4 separate regions of the Homo sapiens genome follow, and all the other regions are linked to region 2. Evidence: chromatin loops called from intact Hi-C (ENCODE). Cell type or tissue: mammary epithelial cell. All regions are shown on one strand. Each heading gives the region's core, and the rest is flanking DNA. Links, peaks and the distances in the headings are about the cores only. Region 1 overlaps ZNF713 (zinc finger protein 713). Region 2 has its middle 68 kb from the start of VOPP1-DT. Region 3 has its middle 140 kb from the start of SEPTIN14. Region 4 overlaps LANCL2 (LanC like glutathione S-transferase 2).

Evidence for each region. A loop is a pair of places that touch in the nucleus more often than their neighbours do. Peaks named below come from ENCODE experiments on the same cell type or tissue, not always from the same donor. Only the 100,000 strongest peaks of a DNase experiment are listed, where the experiment ranks them.
Region 1: a loop joins it to region 2, with 16 times the contacts of the local background. A loop is called at or near these places in 2 of 110 quality-filtered maps.
Region 3: it touches region 2 in a loop (8-fold over the local background); 19 of 110 quality-filtered maps call a loop at or near these places.
Region 4: it touches region 2 in a loop (10-fold over the local background); 2 of 110 quality-filtered maps call a loop at or near these places.

What each region holds. Positions count from the first base shown.
Region 1 is chr7:55,903,690-55,907,689 of GRCh38, forward strand. It overlaps ZNF713 (zinc finger protein 713), which reads left to right. Exons shown (of 7, transcript NM_182633.3): 2 at 2,564-2,690. Among named protein-coding and RNA genes, the nearest start is that of ZNF713, 18 kb to the left of the region's middle. In mammary epithelial cell, for the core only: no CTCF peak of the experiment used is centred there; no DNase peak of the experiment used is centred there.
Region 2 is chr7:55,639,178-55,643,177 of GRCh38, forward strand. No RefSeq gene overlaps it. Among named protein-coding and RNA genes, the nearest start is that of VOPP1-DT, 68 kb to the left of the region's middle. In mammary epithelial cell, for the core only: a CTCF peak has its summit at 2,195 (motif pointing right); DNase peaks (open chromatin) are centred at 2,254 and 2,854; H3K27ac peaks cover 1,553 bases.
Region 3 is chr7:55,719,521-55,727,278 of GRCh38, forward strand. No RefSeq gene overlaps it. Among named protein-coding and RNA genes, the nearest start is that of SEPTIN14, 140 kb to the right of the region's middle. In mammary epithelial cell, for the core only: no CTCF peak of the experiment used is centred there; no DNase peak of the experiment used is centred there.
Region 4 is chr7:55,431,721-55,435,720 of GRCh38, forward strand. LANCL2 (LanC like glutathione S-transferase 2) reads left to right here. Exons shown (of 9, transcript NM_018697.4): 9 at 1-2,017. It also overlaps a transcript of VOPP1 not described here. Among named protein-coding and RNA genes, the nearest start is that of LANCL2, 68 kb to the left of the region's middle. RefSeq lists enhancers at 1,584-1,633, 1,664-1,743. In mammary epithelial cell, for the core only: a CTCF peak has its summit at 1,668 (motif pointing right); no DNase peak of the experiment used is centred there.

The sequences.
Region 1 (4,000 bases), core at 1-4,000, 260 kb after region 2:
CTACCTGGAAAAGGAAGATGTAAATGAGCAACCTCACCTGGTCTGTGATGTCAAAATCTTCCCTGAGACCTGAAAAAGGAGTAGATATCATGGGGGTGGATGGAGGGCACATGGCACGTTTCAGCACCTAACAGCAGGTCCGTGTGAATGAAGCCTCGAGCAAACAGGAGAGTAACTGCAGAGAGCAGAAAGCAGTCAGTCGTAGGATTCTTTATGGCTTTCTACTCCAACCTAAGAGTGGCAGGATGCCCTGAATAATTTTAAGTGTGGGACTGATATGATCAGGTTTTTGTCTTTTTAAGATCCCTGTAAGTCAACTACAGAGGAAAAAGAGTAGATCTTGGGAAAACCTAAGAAGCAGCAACACATAAAAGGCAGGCAAAGGAAAAAGAGACTAGATCACAGCTCCCTGAGAGAGACGGTGGAAGTAAAGCAAGAGTCACCAGTCACCAGTCACCCGTATCAGATACTGTCTTGGAAGAAGTAATGAGGTCAGGCCAGGCCTGATGGCTCACACCTGCAATCCCAGCACCAGGCCGAGGCGGGTGGATCACTTGAGCTAAGGAGTTTGAAACCAGCCTCGGCAACGTGGTGAAACCTCACTTCTACTAAAAATACAAAAATTAGCCAGGCATGGTAGTGTACACCTGTAATTCCCAGCTACTTGGGAGGCTGAAGTGGGAGGACAGCTTGGGTCCAGGAGGCAGAGGTTGCAGTGAGCTAAGATCACACCACTGCACCCTAGCCAGGACAACAGAGCCAGACTGTATCTTTAAAAAAAAAAAAAAAAAAAAAAAAAGTAATGAGGTCCATTGCATGAACAACAACATAAAGGTTTTTGGTGGTCATAACCAGAGCAGTTTCAGCAGAGTACTGAGGGCAGAACAAAAGCCAGACTATAGAGAACTGAGAAATGGGCGATGAGGAAGTAGAGAAAGTATTGACAATTTTTTGAAGAGTTGTGGCCTTGAAAAAAAGAGAGGATGGTAGTTGCAAAAGGGGTGTGTGGCCAGTGAGAGTTTTTAATGTTGGAGAGACATTAAATTATTATTATTTTGAGACGGTCTCACTCTGTCACCCAGGCTGGAGTGCAGTGGCTTGATCTCTGCTCACTGCAATCTCCACCCCCTCGGCTCAAGCATTTCTTGTGCCTCAGCCTCCCAAGTAGCTGGGATTACAGGCATGCACCACCACACCCGGCTAATTTTTGTACTTTTAGTAGGGACGGGGTTTCACCATGTTGATCAGGCTGGTCTCGAACTCCTGACCTCAATGATCCACCCACCTCATCCTCCCAAAGTGCTGGATTACAGGTGTGAGCCACCATGCCCAGCCTAATTTCTTTCCTTTTAAGCCACTCTTCTCTTCACTTTCTTCCCTATCCAGTCTAGATCCCACTGTCTAGTGTTTTCTAAGGTAAGAAAGATTTCAGAAGGGGCGTGGCCTCCGAAGTGGGTGACTGAAGTAGAAAGATAGTGAAAAACATTGAGGTTGAAGAAGTCAAGGAAATGAAAGGTTCCAGTAGTTGTTCCGAACTCTGGCTCGGATCAAAATCACTTGTGGGGCATTTAAAAAATATGTAGATGGCAGATTTTCACCTCTCAGATTCTGACCTAGGAGCTCTCTGGTGGAACCTGGATGTCTATGTATTTATATCTGTGTATTTTAAAATCACTACATTAGACTCATTACTACACTAGTGTGTCTAATGCACAGCTCAGACAGAACCACTACACAGGCAGTGAGCTTCACTGGTATTCCTTAGGCATGGATTTTGGTATCCATGGGGGTTCTGGAACCAGTGTAACAGACATAAAATACTAATTTAGCACACTTTGGGAAAACTACAATTAGGTAATCTCTGGAGCCCTCTTCAGTTTGTACTGAAAAGAAAAATGGATCAGTCTGAGCTGTTCTGCACCCTGGGTGCAGAACATCACCCCACTGCACCCATTGCAGGGCGCACATGTTTAGAGTCATTTTGTTCCAGACTGACCCATTATCTTCACGTTCCTGGAATTTATGATACAAAGAATAATGTATAGCCAATCAATACCTTATGTGATTTTGATGTAGATTTTTGGTAAACAGCTCAGGAACTGCTCCTTATTTTCCTTTAAAAATCCACTTATGGCTGGGCGCGGTGGCTCATGCCTGTAATCCCAGCACTTTGGGAGACCGAGACGGGCGCATCACCACATCAGGAGTTCGAGACCATCCTGGCCAACATGATGAAACCCCGTCTCTACTAAAAATACAAAAATTAGCTAGGTGTGGTGGTACACGCCTGTAGTCCCAGCTATTTGGGAGGCTGAGGCAGAAAAATCACTTGAACCTGGGAGGCAGAGGTTGCAGTGAGCTGAGATCGCACCACTGCATTCCAGCCCAGGCGACAGTGCGAGACTCTGACTCAAAAAAAAAAAAAAAAATCCACTTATAACTGCTGTTAATCAGAGTGTATTTTCATGGCAACTTGAATCTATGCTCCCAAGTTGCAGTCCTCAAGCTTGGCCCAAATAAGCTCTCCGCTTAGATTAACTTTGCCTCAACTTCTTCCTTTTAGGTCAACATACCTGGCCTAAGGAGGCAGGATTGAGTGACTCTCACTCACCACTGGTGTTGCTCTTTGAAAGTGGCGCTTGGCACCAGCATGAACTCCCCATCCTCAGCAATCCCATCAGGTGTTTTGGGTAAGTTCTCCTGAATTCAGACCTCCCATTATTTGGGTGAAGGTGTAGACATTATTTGGGCTGTTTTTCAAACCTTCCCTTTTCCTTAAGAGTGAGGGCTTCAATCTCTGTCTTTGCACAGGAGATTCAGGTCAAGATATCTGCAGAGAACTGCCTTTTTTTTTCTGCCTCTGTCACAGCGGAAAGTTCAGGTCAAGGTTTTTCTGCTTCTGCCTCAGGACGGGAGGTTAGGGTAAGGGATTGGCAGTGTGGCACCTATGGTCTCATTTTATACAGCATGCTTTTAAGATTGCAGCTGTGTTTTATTTTTGGGAATTGGGGCTTGGTTTTTCATTTGTGACCATCACCAGCTGGGTTTGTGTATGACACTTATGGGGCGTCCTCTCGTAAATATCTAGGAAAGTGGACCCACCTAACACATGGTGGTCGTAAGCAGCAGTAGCCAAAAATGGGATCCTTTGAAATGTAAAGTAATTCATTTGCATACACAATTAAGGGGGAAAAGCTGGTTTTAGAACCAGACAACCTGAAGAGGAGACCTACTTTAGGTTTGTCCCAGCTGAAATCTGATAAGAAATTTGGAAAGACTTTTTATGTTACAGCTCTGTGGTCAGAAATCAGCTTAATTAAAAGCCTATATTTAGGTTATAACGTTTTCTGGAGCAAGGAAGGCCTCTCCACTTTTTTCTCTTTTAGATCCTGTTTCTGGGAATTTTTTTAGCCAGCTGAAGTCCCTTTTTAAATGTGTTCCTTCCCTGTTTGCTTCCTATGTTGGCATTTTTGCTGAGAAAAATGTAAAACTTCATTGGCCTTTTTGAAAGCTTTTGTAGAAGGAGCACTGTGGACGCATTGCATAGCCTGGTATTATGGTGTTTCCTTCTTTTGGGGCACTGGGGATTAAATATAAAAGTGAGATTTTTGATTTTTAAATATCTAGGTGCACTGCCTTCCAGTTGTGCCTGCCTTTCATGTATTTAAATATTAGGCCCTGGAAACTGCAGATACTTTCTTTGTCCTGTATTCATTAAAGGGCTTCATCCTGAAGTTAGTTCGTTCATGTTTCTGCAGAAGACATGATTTCATTCTTTTTTGTGGCTGCATGGTATTCCACGTGCAGGTTTGTTACATAGACATGTTGCGTAGCAATGTGGTCTGGGTTTCTGATGTATGCATCACTCTAATAGTGAACATTGCACCTAGTAGGTAATCTTTCAACCCTAACCCTTGTCCCACCCTCCCTCCTTTTGGAGTCTCCAGTGTCTGTTGTTCCCCTCTGTATGTCTACATGCACCCATTGTTTAGCTCCCACT
Region 2 (4,000 bases), core at 1-4,000:
ATTCTTTTGATAAATAAGTACTGATAAATAAGTACTATTGTCGTTTTGTGATTTGTATCTTTGTTGTTTTGTAACTCCTCTCTTTCTCACTGTCTCTTCTTCGTGGTTAATTTTCTATGGTACTGTGTTTTAATTTGTTGCTTTTTTATTTTCAGTGTATTTATTAGAAAATTTTGCTCTGTGATTATGAAGATTACAAAAATATCTTAAAGTGATGACTTTGATCACAAAGAAAATAATATAAACTAAGAAAGCTCTACACTTCATCTTCTCCCCATTTTGAATTTCATTGTGTCACTTTATGTATCTTTGTATTTCTTCTCTCTTAACAGGTTTCTGTAGATACTTTTGTTTTTCATAGATTTGTCTTTTAGTCATCACACTAAAGTGATAAGTGGACTGCATACTACAGTTACAAAATTTTGAGTTTGTCTGTTGGCTTATTTTTACCAATGAGTTTTATAACTTTAGATGTTTTCTTTTTTGCACATTTGCGTTTTTCTCTTTTCAGACTGAAGAAATTTCTTTGGCATTTCTTGTGAGATGGGTCTGATGAGATGCATTCTCTTAACTTTTGTTTGTCTGAGAAACACTATCTCCCCTTCATGTTTGAAGGATAGCTTTGCTGGTTACAGTATTCACAGTTGACAATTTTAGTCTTTCAGCACTTTACATGTACTCCCACTTTCTCCTGGGTTGGACAGTTGCCATTTAGAAGTCTGCTGCCAGTCAGATTGGAGCTCCTTTATATTATTCACTTATTTTCCCTTGCTGCTTTTAGTAGTTTATTTGTCTTAGGCCTTTGAGGGTTTTATTATCCTATGCCCTAGGGTAATCTTATTTGGCTTTACTCTGTCTGGTGATCTCTGACCTTCTTATACTTGGAGATTTATGTCTTTCTCAAGTTTTGGAAAGTTTTCTGTTATTATTTCTTTGAATAGACTTTCTTTTTTTCCCTTTTTCTTTTCTGAGAAGGAGTCTCACTCTGTCACCCAGGCTGGAATGCAGTGGCATGATCTCAGCTCACTGCAACCTCTGACTCCCAAGTTCAAGCAATTATTTTGCTTCAGCCTCCCAGGTATCTGGGATTACAGCTGCGTACCACCACATCCGGTGAATTTTTGTATTTTTAATAGAGACAAGGTTTCACCATGTTGGTCAGGCTGGTCTGGAACTCCTGACCTTCAGTGATCCACCTGTCTCAGCCTCCCAAAGTGCTGGGATTACAGGCATGAGCCACTGCACCCTGCCTCTTTGAATAAACTTTCCATTCCTTGCTTTTGCTCAGCTTCCTCTTGAACACCAGTAATTCTTAGATTTACTATTTCAATGTGATTGTCTATATCTTATAGGCATGCTTTATTACTTTTCATTCTTTTATCTCGTCTGTGTATTTTCCATTAGCCTGTCTTTAAGCTCACTGATTTCTTTCTCTGCTTGATGCATCTGCCATTGAGAGCCTCTCATGAATTTTTGTTCAGCAGATGTACTTCTTAGTTTTAGGATTTCCGTTTGATGTTTTTAAAAAATCATTTCAATCTTTTTCCTTAAATTTATCTGATAAATTTCTTAATTGCTTTTCTGTATTATTTTGTATATCACTGAATTTCCTTAAAAATACTACTTTGGGGCTGGGTGCAGTGGCTCACGCCTGTAATCCCAGCACTTTGGGAGACTGAGGCGGGCAGATCACGAGGTCAGGAGTTCGAGACCAGCCTTGCTAACATGGTGAAACTCCGTCTCTACTAAAAAAATACAAAAGTTAGCAGGGTATGGTGGCGGGCACCTGTAATCCCAGCTACTCGGGAGGCTGAGGGAGGAGAATCACTTGAACCTGGGAGGCAGAGGTTGCAGTGAGCCGAGATCGTGCCATTGCACTCCAGTCTGGGTGACAAGAGCAAGACTCTGTCTCAAAAAAAAAAATACTATTTTGGATTCTTGATCAGAGAGCCCACCTATCACTGTTTAGTTAGTGTTGGCCAGTGGCTTCTTGCTTTGTCCACTCGGGAAGATTATGGTTTTTTTGTTTGCTGTTTTTTCTTATGAATGTACATCTACGTCTCTGCATTAAAGGATTAGTTATTCATTCGAATCTTCTCTGTCTGGCTTGTTTAATTTTCTATCGGGTGTGTTAGAGATTGTTTGCAATTTACCTTGAATATCCTTTTTGCTATGTCACTACCTCCTTTATGGCACTAGATGGCACCTTAATCCCAGGTTTGCCTCAGCTCTAGCAACCATTCAGAGCACTTCTTGTGCCAGATGAGGGAAGTCCTAAAGGGAATACCAGGGAAGCTTGGCAAGGCTAGCTAGGGATTTATGGTCTGAGAACCTATGAAACATAGCTCCTACAGCATGGTGTTACTGAACAGCCACTGTGATTTGGCATCTCCTTTGGCTAAATAACTAAATTTCCCAGGCTGGGGATACTAGTTGCAACCTAATCTCTTTGTTTCTGGGTGTCCTCAGGAGTTTTTCTCCCTTAAGGCACTGGCTATACTTCTTGTGGGTGTCTTCTGCCTGGAATCCCAAGATGATGGGAAAGCTGGTTGTCTTCCTTAATCTTCTTCTTCATCTTTTTTTTTTTTTTTTTTTTGGTCTAGTAAGATTTAATAGTGAAAAATTATCTGCACACTTGGTGTCTGGCAGATTTGTGCTAGGATGTCAGGAATATAAAAGTCTTACTCTTTTATGTCTGCATGGATTTTTTCACTTCTCCATTATTTCAGTAACTATCTTATTCACATATTTGAGTTCTGTGATATTGCTGATGATAATCTTGGTGCTGTGCATTTGTTTAAGATTTCCTGTGGGTCAGGAAGTGGAAACCAGCTTGCTTCTACTCAGCCTTTTTGGTGATGTCACTGCCCTTATGAATTTTGAAAGCTTTACTGTGAAGGGTGTTAAATGAGTAACATGTAGTAAGGTATTTGTAGACACATACTTAAAAGATATTTCTAAGATGTTGCTGGAAAAATGAATTTGTAAATGTATTAATTTAGTGATTTCAAGTGTTTACCAATTGCAAATATATAATAAAATGTTTAAATATGTTTATTTAAAGAATACCTTTAAATAAACCTCTTAAAATCTTTGTTGTGAAGACTGTTCTTTTAGTAAGTGGATATGTGTGTGAGGTTGTAGACACTTACATTAAAGATAATTCTAATAATGTTATTTATTAGATGAGTTGGTTACTATGTTAACTCATTGAATGCAAGTGCTTACCACATTATAAAGTATGCAATAATGTGTTTAAACATGTTTTAAAAGATGCTTTTGTTATTCATTTTAAGAGCTTTGTAATGAAGAGTGTTATTTCAGTGAGTGGATGTAATACTATGTAGGGAATAGTTAGTAGACACATGGCTAAAAGATGATCTAAGTGTGTCATTGATAAAATGAGTTGGTGACTATGTTAATTCAGTGAATGCAAGTATTATCAAACTGGAATGTATGTAATAAAGTGTTTAAACATGGTTCTTTAAAGATTTTTCTTACCACGCATTTTATTTTATTTATATATATATTTTTTGAGATGGAGTCTCACTCTGCCACCCAGGCAGGAGTGCAATGGTGCAATCTTGGCTCACTTCAACTTCCTGTGCCCCCCAGGTTCAAGTGATTCTCCTGCCTCGGCCTCCCAAGTAGCCGGGACTACAGGTGGATGCCACCAGGCTCGGCTAATTTTCTTTGTACTTTTAGTAGAGACAGGGTTTCACCATATTGGCCAGGCTAGTCTCGAACTTCTGACCTCAGGTGATCTTCCCGCCTCAGCCTCCCCAAGTGCTGGGATTACAGGTGTGAGCCACCGCGCCCAGCCTCTTTCCATGCATTTTAAAAGCTTTGTTCTGAAAATTGTTACATCAGTGAGTGAACGTGGCTCACTGTAAAGTGTTTATAAGCACATGCTTAAAAGATGATTCTAAAAATGTTACTGATGAGTTGATAATAGTGTTAATTCAGTGAATGTAAGTATTAATTAAATGCAAGTGTTTAC
Region 3 (7,758 bases), core at 2,134-6,133, 82 kb after region 2:
TGAAAACAGAATCAGGCCGAACGCAGTGGCTCATGCCTGTAATCCAAGGTTGAAGCTTGAGTCCAAGAGTTCAAGACCAGCCTAGGCAACCTGGTGAAACACCATCTTTACAAAAACACAAAAATTAGCCATGTGTGGTGGTGCACAGGTACTGTAGTCCCAGGTACTCGGGAGGTTGAAGTGAGAGGATCACTTGAGCTCAGGAGGTCAAGGCTGCAGTAAGCTGTGATCATGCCACTGCACTCGACCCTGGGCAACAGAACAAAAGACTCTGTCTAAGCCGGGCGCGGTGGCTCACGCCTGTAATCCCAACACTTTGGGAGGCTGAGGCGGGCGGATCACCTGAGGTCGGGAGTTAGAAACCAGCCTGACCAACACGGAGAAACCCTGTCTCTACTAAAAATACAAAAATCAGCTGGGCATAGTGCTGGGTGCCTGTAATCCCAGCTACTCAGGAGGCTGAGGCAGGAGAATCACTTGAACCTGGGAGGCGGAGGTTGCGATGAGCTGAGATCGCACTACTGTACTCCAGCCCAGGCACTAAGAGCGACACTCTATCCCAAAAAACAAAACAAAACAAAAAAACCACTCTGTCTAAACTAAAACAAAAACAAAACCACAACAACTCAGATATTTGCACACACATGTTCAACTCAGCACGATTTACAATAGCCAAAAGCTAGAAGCAATCTAAATGTCCATAGACAAATAAATGGATAAAAAATATGTGGTATACACACACAATGAAATATTATTCCGCCTTAAAAAGGAAGGAAATCCTATCACATGCTACAATATGGATGAACCTTGAGGACATTACGTAAAGTGAAATAAGCCAGTCACAGAAAGACAAATACTGCATGATTCCACGAATTATATGAGGTATCTAAAGTAGTTAAACTCATAGAAACAGAAAGTGGAATGTTGTTATCAGCGGACAAGGAAGAGGGAAAAATGAAGAGAAGTTGTTCAGTGGGCATAAAGTTTCAATTTTGCAGGATGGAAAAATTCTAGAGATATATTGCACAACAGTGTGAATATAGCTAACACTATTATACAGTTCAAAGTGGTTACAATGGTAAATTTGATGGTTTTTTTAAAGTAATAACAGAGTGGGTGTGTGCAAAGGTGTGTACAGAACACAGCAAAACACAAGGGATAGTACCTCTGTGGCTGGGTGGGGAATGCTGCTATCACACCTGAGCTTGAATGACAGAGACAGAGAGGGCAGCTAGGGGCTACCTGACAGAACTGGGCCCTTTAGTTTAGGGCCACAATCCATGGTGACCCTACAGACAGGAAGCCAGAGGAATACATACCTTCACCTCACTCTCTTCCCTCGCTTTGAACATCTGATGCCTGATAGGGTTTGGATCTGTGTCCATGCCAAATCTCATGTTGAAATGTAATCCCCAGTGTTGGAGGTGGGGCCTGGTGGGAGGGCTTAGCGCCATCCCCTCGGTGATGAATGAGTTCAGAGATCTGCTTGTTTAAAAGTGTGTGGCACCTCCCACCCTCTCTCTCTTGCTCCTGCTCTTGCCATGTGAGATGTCTGCTCCCCTTTTCCCTTCCACCATGACTATAAATCTCCTGAGGTCCTCACCAGAAGCTGACGACAGCATGCAATGCTTCCTGTACAGCCTGCAGAACTGTGAGCCAATTAAACCTCTTTTCTTATAAATTACCCAGCCTTGGGTATTTCTCTCCAGTGATGCAGGAATGGCTTATCACAATGTCCCAATGGCTGAACCCAACCAAAGCCAGAAGACAAAGGGTCATTAATGTAACCCATACTATGCACATGTAGTCCATACATGTCAGCCTCCCAGAGCAAAAAGCAAATGGAACAGGTGAAGGGTGGACCTAGAAAGGCAAATGGAAACCACCTAGCACATCCAACACCCTCCTTTCCTCTCCACCAGCTTGTTTTTGTCCCCTTCCATCACTGCCCCAGGGGAGTGATGGGAAAGTTGTCTGTAGCACCCTCTGATGATGCTCTTTAAAATTATTAACCCAAGGACCACTAAGACAAGAGACATCATAGTCAACACACTAAACTGCCTACACAAAAGCTCACATTATATTGGCAACACATTACTTGAGATAAATAACTATCCTCATGGCTATATTCTTTTTTTTTTTTTTTTGAGATGGCGTCTCACTGTCACCAAGGCTGGAGTGCAGTGGCACGATCTTGGCTCACTGCAACCTCTGCCTCTCATGTTCAAGCAATTCTCCTGCCTCAGCCTCCCTAGAAGCTGGGATTACAGGCACACACTACCACGCCCAGCTAATTTTTGTATTTTTAGTAAAGATTCGGTTTCACCATGTTGTCCAGGCTGGTCTTGAACTCCTGACCTCAGGTGATCCACCTGCCTTGGCCTCCCAAAGTGCTGGGATTAGAAGCATGAGCCACCTCGCCCAGCCCCCCAGGGCTATATATATATGTATATATATACACATATATATACATATATATATAAATATATATATGTATATATATATACATATATATAAATATATATATGTATATATATATACATATATATATAAATATATATATGTATATATATATACATATATATAAATATATATATATATATATTTTTTTTTTTTTTTAGATGGAGTCTCGCTCTGTCGCCCAGGCTGGAGTGCAGTGGTGCAATCTCGGTTCACTGCAACCTCCATCTCCCCGGTTCAAGCAATTCTCCTGTCTCAGCCTCCTGAGTAGCTGGGATTACAGGTGCATGTCACCACGCCCAGCTAATTTTTGTAATTTTAGTAGAGATGGGGTTTCACCATGTTGGTCAGGCTGACTTGAACTCCTGACCTCATGATCCACCTGCCTCGGCCTCCCAAAGTGCCGGGATCACAGGCATGAGCCACCGTGCCTGGCCCCCATGGCTATATTCTTAAGGCAGAATGGGGCTTCTAAATGTAGGTTTAAATCTGCAATAAGAACGAGCTTTTAAAAGGACAAATGACAGGCTGGGCATGGTGGCTCAAGCGGTAATCCCAGCAGTTTGGGAGGCCCAGGTGGGTGGATCACTTGAGCTCAGGAGTTCAAGACCAGCCTGGGCAACATGGCAAAACCTTGTCTCCACCAAAAATACAAAAATTAGCCAGGTGTGGTAGCACACACCTGTGATCCTAGCTACTCGGGTGGCTGAGGCATGAGAATTGCTTGAACCCAGGAGGCAGAGGTTGCAGTGAGCACCACTGCACTCCAGCCTGGGAAACAGAGTGAGACCCTGTCTCAAAAAGAAAGAAATAAAAAAAAAAGACTGCCATATTTTGAGAACCCATAACAGAAGGGAGGCAAAGTAAGGAAGAACAAGTCCACTGGGCACGGGAACTACCCTTTGGGGCCCTCAAAGTTGGTCCTGTCTCGCTTGGGCCAACTCAGATGGCTGACTCACAGGGGACCTGCTTGACGTTTGGACTGTGGTCCTGCCACCACCCTTCACGAATGGGACTGAAACTCACCTCCCCACTGGCCGCCTAGCTCCCAGCTGAGACTCACCCCCTCTGCTGGCTGAGTTTCACCACTGAGACTGATCTTACTGCAGACTTGAAAGCAGGGAGGCAGAGTTTGGCTTTTCTGCCTCCCACCTCCCTCTGCACACATTCACTCCCAAAGGGGACTCTGGGCTTTCTGGACCCTTTGCCTAAGACTATTTCCCTCAAACAGCCATCTCTACCAGTAGCTAATGAGACATGCCAGGGAGAAAAGAAAAGCAGTTAATGAACCGGCAAACTACCCAGATGGGAAAGTGTGAGAACGCTGCAGAGGAGGAAGGTTAGAGGAGGTGAGGGAGGAGAGAGGGAGCAAAAGGGAACAGAGAAGAAATGAGAGAGAACGCCTCCATTCATAGCTCCTCAGAGAATCAGACCCTGAAACATGAGCTGTTGGCTTGGATGGGCTTTGACCCATTAAAATATCATTAAATGAAAAACTTTGCAAAGCAAAGCAAAATCCATTGCTGTTATGGATTTTTGTTTTTAAGCAACTGCACAAGTTAAAATGTCAGATCCCTATAGATGATTCCCATTTTTCACAGGGCTTAGCCCAGTAAAATACCATACAGCCAAATTAAATTGTTAATATAAATGTGTAATTGCTGGCAATGACCCACAAATGAAAATTCAAGGCCCCGCTAAGAAGTCTTCACCAGGGGTGCTTGGCCAGCTGCCAATGGCCTCAGGAGACCGCAGTGAGAAGCAGCTAGGATCTTCCCCTAGTTAGCAGAAACGCACAGGGCTAATGCACGGTAGCAGCCTCCGTTTCAGCACTCCCCTTCTCCATAAAAAGAGCTGCGATGTGGAGTCACACTCTAAACAACTCCTAAGTTAGCATGTCCTGACCTGGCCAGTCGCTCTGACACCACTGCCCCTGTCAGGCCCCCCTGACTCCATCCTGGCTGCTGCCCAGCCCACTGGCTCTTCCCTGAGGACCAGTCCTGCTGAAAGGGTGAGCCTGGGCCCCCACTTAGGACCATGTGACTTAACACCCAATAGGGTGGACACCTGCCCCAAGCAGGACCCATCAGATTATTTCCTGGAAACCTAGAAGTGAGAAAGTCCAGTTTGTCGGCGTTGGTGCTGGATCCCAGAGGTCATGTGTGCAGCATGGGGAGCTTATTGGAGCACTCTTTTTCTAGTGGGAGAGAATGAAGCCCCGTTTGCAACCCCTTGGGGAGAGGCAGAAAGTCACCTCAGACCATGATTCTGGACCCTCACAAGGAATTGGAGATCCTTCCAACAAATTCCCACTCTTTTCTGCTTAAGTCTGCAGGACGGGCTTGTGTTCACCCCAACCCTGACTTGAGGGCAGGGACTTTTGTCAGCTTTATCCTCTGCTGTATCCCAGTACCTGGAATGTTAGAAGCTGGATGAATGCCTGTGTAAAATGAAGCCCCAATGAGGCTGATCTCTAGAATTTCTGCTTACACTATCAGTCCGTCCACTGAGCACCTCAATCCCCTTACTCCTCTGAACAAAAACCTTCCCTTCACAAGATTCTGAACAGAAGCATATATTCAGGGCAACTTGAATCCATGGGATGAAAAAAAAAAAATACCAAAGTCCACAACACCTAGCTCAGCCACCCAGGCCTCCCAAGGACTGGTTCTCCCACACCCTTCCAGTGCCAGGTCCTCTGCCTCCTGACCCAAATATTGGAGCCTCTCACTGTTCCTTGAGCATGCACTACTCAGGCCCAGACTCTGGTCCACCCCATCCACTCTCTTAAACACACTCCCCACTTCAAGGAATGAAATCCCATCCATGCTCAAGGCCCAACTCAAGCATCAGCTCCTCCTCAAAGCCTTTCATATGGCTTCAGCAAGAAGAAATCCTTCCCTCCCTGGAACGGGTAGAGGTATCTGTGCATAATACTCACAAGGCACTCACTGCATGCTGGCTGCTTTGTGTGAGGCATGAGAGCTCCCCAGTCCAGAATCTGAAGGTCAGTTATATTAGCTGGGTGGCCACTGTCCTCTCACCTTTCTGGGCCTGTCGCCCCACCCTCCCAACCCTCACTCCTACTGCTTTTTCTCCATAGTCCTCACCAACTTCTACTTTACCATATAACTTAAGAGTACGCCTGTCCTCTCACTAGTATGTAAGCTCCATGAGGGCAGAGATTTCTGTTTTATTCACTGTTACATCCTTGGCACCTGCAAGAGTTGGTACTCAGTAAATACCTGTTGGATGAATAAATGAATTCCAGCCTGGCCAAGGTGGCGAAACCCCATCTCTACTAAACATACAAAAATTAGCCAGGTGTGGTGTTGCAGACCTGTAATCCCAGCTACTCAGGGGGCTGAGGCACAAGAATTGCTTGAACCCAGGAAGCAGAGGCTGCAGTGATGTGAGACTGCATCACTGCACACCAGCCTGGGCAACAAAGTGAGACGCTGTCTCAAAAAAAAAAAAAAAGAATGAATAAATGAATGAATATACAAAATGAAGTTGACCCCTATTATTGAGTTCATGATTCTTTTATTTAGTTAGGTAGTTTTTGAGACGGAGTTTAGCTCTCGTTGCCCAGGCTGTAGTGCAATGGCGCGATCTCGACTCACCGCAACCTCCACCTCCCAGGTTCAAGCGATTCTCCTGCCTCAGCCTCCCGAGTAGCTGGGATTACAGGCATGCGCCACCACACCCGGCTAATTTTTTGTATTTTTAGTAGAGACGGGGTTTCTCCATGTTGGTCAGGCTGGTCTCCAACTCCCTCAGGTGATCTGCCCGCCTTGGCCTCCCAAAGTGCTGGGATTACAGGCATGAGCCACCGTGCCTGGCCGAGTCTGTGATTCTTTTAGAGCAGTGGTCCCCAACCTTTTTGGCCCCAAGGACCAGTTTCATGAAAGGAATTCACTTTTTCCGTGACCGGGGTGGGGGGATGGTTTTGGGATTATTCAGATACATTAAATTTATTGTGCACTTTATTTCCATTATTATTACACCGTAATATATAATGAAATAATTATACAACTCACCATAACGTAGAATCAGTGGGAGCCCTGAGCTTGTTTTCCTGCAACCAGGTGGTCCCATCTAGGGGTGATGGGAGACAGTGACAGATCATCACGCATTAGATTCTCATAAGGAGCACATAACCTAGATCCCTCCCATGTGCAGTACACAATAGGGTTCATGTGCCTATGAGAATCTAATGCCCCTGCTGATCTGACAGGAGGCCGAGCTCAAGCAGTGATGTGAGCAATGCGGAGACACTGTAAATACAGATGAAGCTTTGCTTGCTCACCTGCTGCTCACCTCCGGCTGTGCAGCCCGGTTCCTAACAGGCCACAGACCACAACAGGTCCATGGCTCAGGGGTTAGGGACCCCTGTTTTATTTATTTATTTACTATTTATTTATTTTTGTAAATTGATATCCCATTTCAGTACCCCTGTTTTAGAGCAATGGTTGTCAAAGTGTGGTCCTCAGACCAGTAGCATCAGCTGGGAACTTGTCAGAAAAGCAAATTCCTAGGCCCTATCCCAGAGCTACTGAATCGGAAACTGTAAAACAAGCTCTCTACATGATTCAGAAGTATATGTAGTTTAAACACTACTGTGCTAGAGCATCTAGAACTCTGTATACCCAAAAAGGTATGTGGTAGGCACATAATAATATTTATCAAAAGACAAGCCTGGACCTGGGGGTCTGCAGACACACCCCTGAGCTCCTCCCCAGTGAATTTTCGTCATCCTTGGGTCTTATCCCTGCCATCCCAGGATTCCATCCTAACCTCCCCCACACACAGACACAAAAACATATAGTTAAACCTTCTCTGTGCTTTCATAGCTACTTACCTTTCTTCTATCATATACATGGGTGGACTACAGACCATAGATTATGGCCATGAACTACCTGGGTTCAAATCTCCACTCAACCACTTAGTAGTTATGTTCCTTGGGCAAATCATTTGAACTTTCTGAGCCTCAGTTTCTTCATTTGTAATGAGGTACCTACCTCACTGTCTTGTGAAGTTAAACAAATTATTCTAAGATTAAATGAGTTAACATATGTGAAGGCACATGGTAAGGACTGTGTGTGAACTCTATGAGAGACAGAGTGTGTGCTACTGTCTTACTGTACTTATCGCACTATGTTGTAATAGCCTAGGCTGTAAGTGGTAGGGATGGGGAAGAAGCATACTAGACTAGGACTAGTCTCTGTCTTGAGGGATAGATGCTGAAAAATGTTTGATGAAGGGATGGTAGATCCTCCATGCTCTTTCAACTGCCCT
Region 4 (4,000 bases), core at 1-4,000, 210 kb before region 2:
CTATCTTGTATATCAGAAAGATTATCTAGGGTCTATCCTAGTGATAATACATTGTCAGCCTTTTCTGTGGCACCTTCCAGATGAGAATGAGGGAGCGACCACTCCAAGGACGGACAGGACCAGCAGTTCTGCAGGGGCGTGCTGGGGTGGTTTGGGAGTGCACAGCTGAACGCTTCCCGTTTGGATTTTACACTCACCTTCGTGTTTTAAAGAAGCCTCAGAGTGCATTGCAGCTCTGTCAGGGCCCCATTCCCAGCAGAGGCTTCAGGTGCTTTGTGTAGAGTCCAGGGCAGCTGGAGCTTTGTTGGGGAGACTTCTGGACCCAAAGGGAGCTTTCCCAAGAAGCCTTTGATGGCCACACTGTAGGCAGCAGTGACTAAGCACTGGCAGTTCCAGAACATTTACCCAGGTATATGTTACTAAAACAGGCTCCACCTCAGTTTATCAACATTATAAGTTACTGTTCTAAGAAAAGTAAATACAGTTCCAGATGGGTTATTGCAGATTAACAGAAAGACACTCAACTGGACTCATGTCCCTGCAATTAAACTTACTTCAACCTTTTGGAAAGTTATCAAAATCTAAATTTGGAATGAATGCATTTCCTATTTTTTGTCTACTTTTGGGTGATAAAAAGTACTAGCCCTTATTTATAGATATGAGAAACATAATGTTCTAACCAACAACATTATGGTATTTGTGTGACTTTTATTTGAAAAAATGTGAGCAGTAATTTGGGTTAGCCTACCTTCATTAATTCTATCACATAGATTTCAGTTTTTAGAAGGGTTTCTGTCATCATGGAAGAGGTGGTCTGGGACTAGGTACTTCTCGTCTTGTGAGCTAAGGCTTGTGTCATGAAAGACAAGAGGCCTCTCTTAACAGCCCAGTCCTTGTCTGCAGGGGGAGGCCTGAGCATTTCCCAGCCCCAGTGTCCACACCTCTCAGAAAAGAGAAAAAAGAATGTCAGTTTAGGAGAAAAGCTTCCTTTTTACTTGTGTGGTTATGTGTGGGGCTGGCACCCGAAATGTGTGACATTCAGCTTCTAAACGATGCCTGGAGAGTCTGTTTGCTGCAGACACCCTTGCTCCTGAGTCATTATTTTCTTTCATGTTAGATTGATGACTTCTGTGAATAGAAATCATCCTGATCCTATTTTACCTGGCCTCCAGGGCCTGTTGATGGGCTTTGCAGGCAGTCCAGCAGCCCACACCTGCAGGCAGGATGCTGTCGTCAATGAGCTGAGGGTAGCTGCTTTGCTGAAGACCTCACACGATGTCCAATCTCATCCAAATAACATTGTTCCCATCCTCCCCACCCACCACATCAAAACATAACACATCACAGCACTCAGTAGAGGTCCTGCCTCCCCATTTCTCAAGGGAAGCCAGTAGGCAACACAGCCAGCACGGTGCTCTCCAGGGCAGCCCCTCTCAGACGAGGAGGCAGCGGGTGCAGCCAGGTGTCTGCAGAGCAGCCACAAAGGTGGCCTAGGATGCGGGTGTCTCCCCAGGTGAGTCCATCCACACACGTTTGAAAAACACTATTAGTCTTTCTAACACACTGAGGGAAAGATTAAAATCTGTGGAATAAAGGAGGAGATTTTATTTACAGATTTTTTTAAAAGCCACCTGGGTTGACACCTTCCTACTTATCCACTAGATGTCATCAGAGGTGCTGTTCCGTGGTTCTGCATTAACCCCTGCCTCATGTCTGTAACATGTGACAGTAATTCCAGCTCGGTCCCTCCAGGCAAAGGAGAAACGGGACTTACTTCACAGGACAGAGGATTGACAGAAGTCAGTTTAAGATAAGTGTTTGAATCAGATTTCAGTACATCTCATTCATTTCTTAGATTTGTATTCACAATTGTGTTCTCTAAAATGTGTCTAAATTTTAAAAATATGTACATGCATAATGTCATTTTAAAATCTGAAGGAAAGAATTTGAAGTCCACAAAAAGTGTTTGAGGTTCTTTGGTTTTGTTAGTAAAAGCCAGTTCTGTGGTGATGACCTATGGAATCGTCATTCGTTTTCATTTCTCCGTGTTTGAGAGTGACATTGGTTAGGAGCAATGGCGACTGTTCCGAAGGTTGGATTCTTCACTTAAAAATGCGGCAGTTGCGGCTGGGCATGGTGGTTCATGCCTGTAATCCCAGCACTTTGGGAGGCCGAGTTGGGCGGATGATGAGACCATACTGGCCAACATGGTGCAACCCCATCTCTACTAAAAATATAAAAATTAGCTGGGCGTGGTGGCGGACACTGTAGTCCCAGCTACTCGGGAGGCTGAGGCAGGAGAATCGCGTGAACTGGGGAGGTGGAGGTTGGAGGTTGCACTGAGCTGAGATCACAACACTGCACTCCAGCCTGGTGACAGAAGGAGACTCCATCTCAAAAAAAAAAAAGTGGCAGTTGCTCGCCTTATGATGTTCTAGTTGCAGGTTTCTTTTTCTTTCTTTTTTTTTTTTTTTTTTGAGACTGAGTTTCACTCTTGTTTCCCAGGCTGGAGTGCAATGGCGCAATCTTGGCTCACTGCAACCTCCACCTCCCAGGTTCAAGCGATTCTCCTGCCTCAGCCTCCCGAGTACCTGGGATTATAGGCGCGAGCCACCATGCTTGGCTAATTTTGTATTTTTAGTAGAGATGGGGTTTCACCGTATCAGCCAGGTTGGCCTCGAACTCCTGACCTCAGGAGATCCACCCGCCTCAGCCTCCCAAAGTGCTGGTATTACAGGCGTGAGCCACTGCGCTCAGCCCTAGTTGCAGGTTTCTATCTATAAGTACATTCTTTTTGATTCCAACAACAAGACCTTTGGAACCCTGGGTCAGAAGAGCCACATCTATCAAGCTCCCTCCTTGTGATGGGCCCTTTGTTTTCACAGCAGCACTGGGAAGGGGGACTGTTGTAATTAACACTTTCTCACAGACGAGACAGTGCCAGACTTGCCCAGCATCTCACAGCCCGCGTGTGGGACAGTCGGGTCAGACTCAGGTGCTGCTCATGGTGCTAAGTTGCACCCACTCCCTCTTCCCCTGGGTGCTCGATGCAGAAGGAAAGCCACGGAAACCCAGGAAGGCCCTGCGACATGACCATGAGCACATGGCTAGTGAACAGAAAAGCAGGACGGACCATATAGGGCTGCTTCCTCTGGCCCTGTCATATCTGCTCCCCCACAGCCTTCTAGGTGGGGAGGGACCCTACAGCCATTTGTCGGAATTGAAACTGCTTTTTAGCTTAGGCAGTTTTCACATCTGTTGCTTCATTTGCTAAATTTACAAATACAATGGTCCAAGTTTAAAGTCCAGGTTCCCTAAGACGTCTTTACAAACCATCTCCACTCCCGCCCAGGCTCTGCGCCGCGACTTCTATGGCTCTACCTTTCATGAGCCTCATAGTCTGGTGAGAGACTGGATGTGTAATGTGGATGGGACCATTGGTGGTCCTCAGGAGGCATTGAGCCCACTACGTTGCATGCAGAATTCTGTGTGCATATGATTACTGACATGGAGAGAGGGTTCCCAGTTTTCATTACCGCTTCAAAGCGGTGTGTGACCCGAAAAAGGTGAAGTTTCAGGCTGGGGGGTAAAGAAGTGTGTGTGGGCCAGCCGGGCTTCAAAGCATGGAGCCGGGGGTGCTGTGGGAGGCGGACATGGCAGCAGGATTGGATCAGGAGGTGCCGTCGCATTTAGGAAGACCCCTCCTGTGGTAGAAGATGCTGCCAGCAGGTCCTGACTTTTCCACATCAGTGTCAAAGTCCAGCGTGACCAAGTCCCTGGTGCCTGTCAGCCTCTTCTCTGCTTCCTGGTACACAGCTGTGGGCATAGGAAGTGGTGGTCCAGGCAGCACAGTACGCAGCCCCGAGTGAGCCGGCCAGTGCGCTTCTGGAAGGCTATTCCATCCATTGTCTCCTGTCAGAGGCAGGGCTCCTTTATGATCCTGTTTTACCCAGGCTGCAGCTCCCCAGAGGCTGAGGCGCAGGGGCTCTCAGATGCCTGG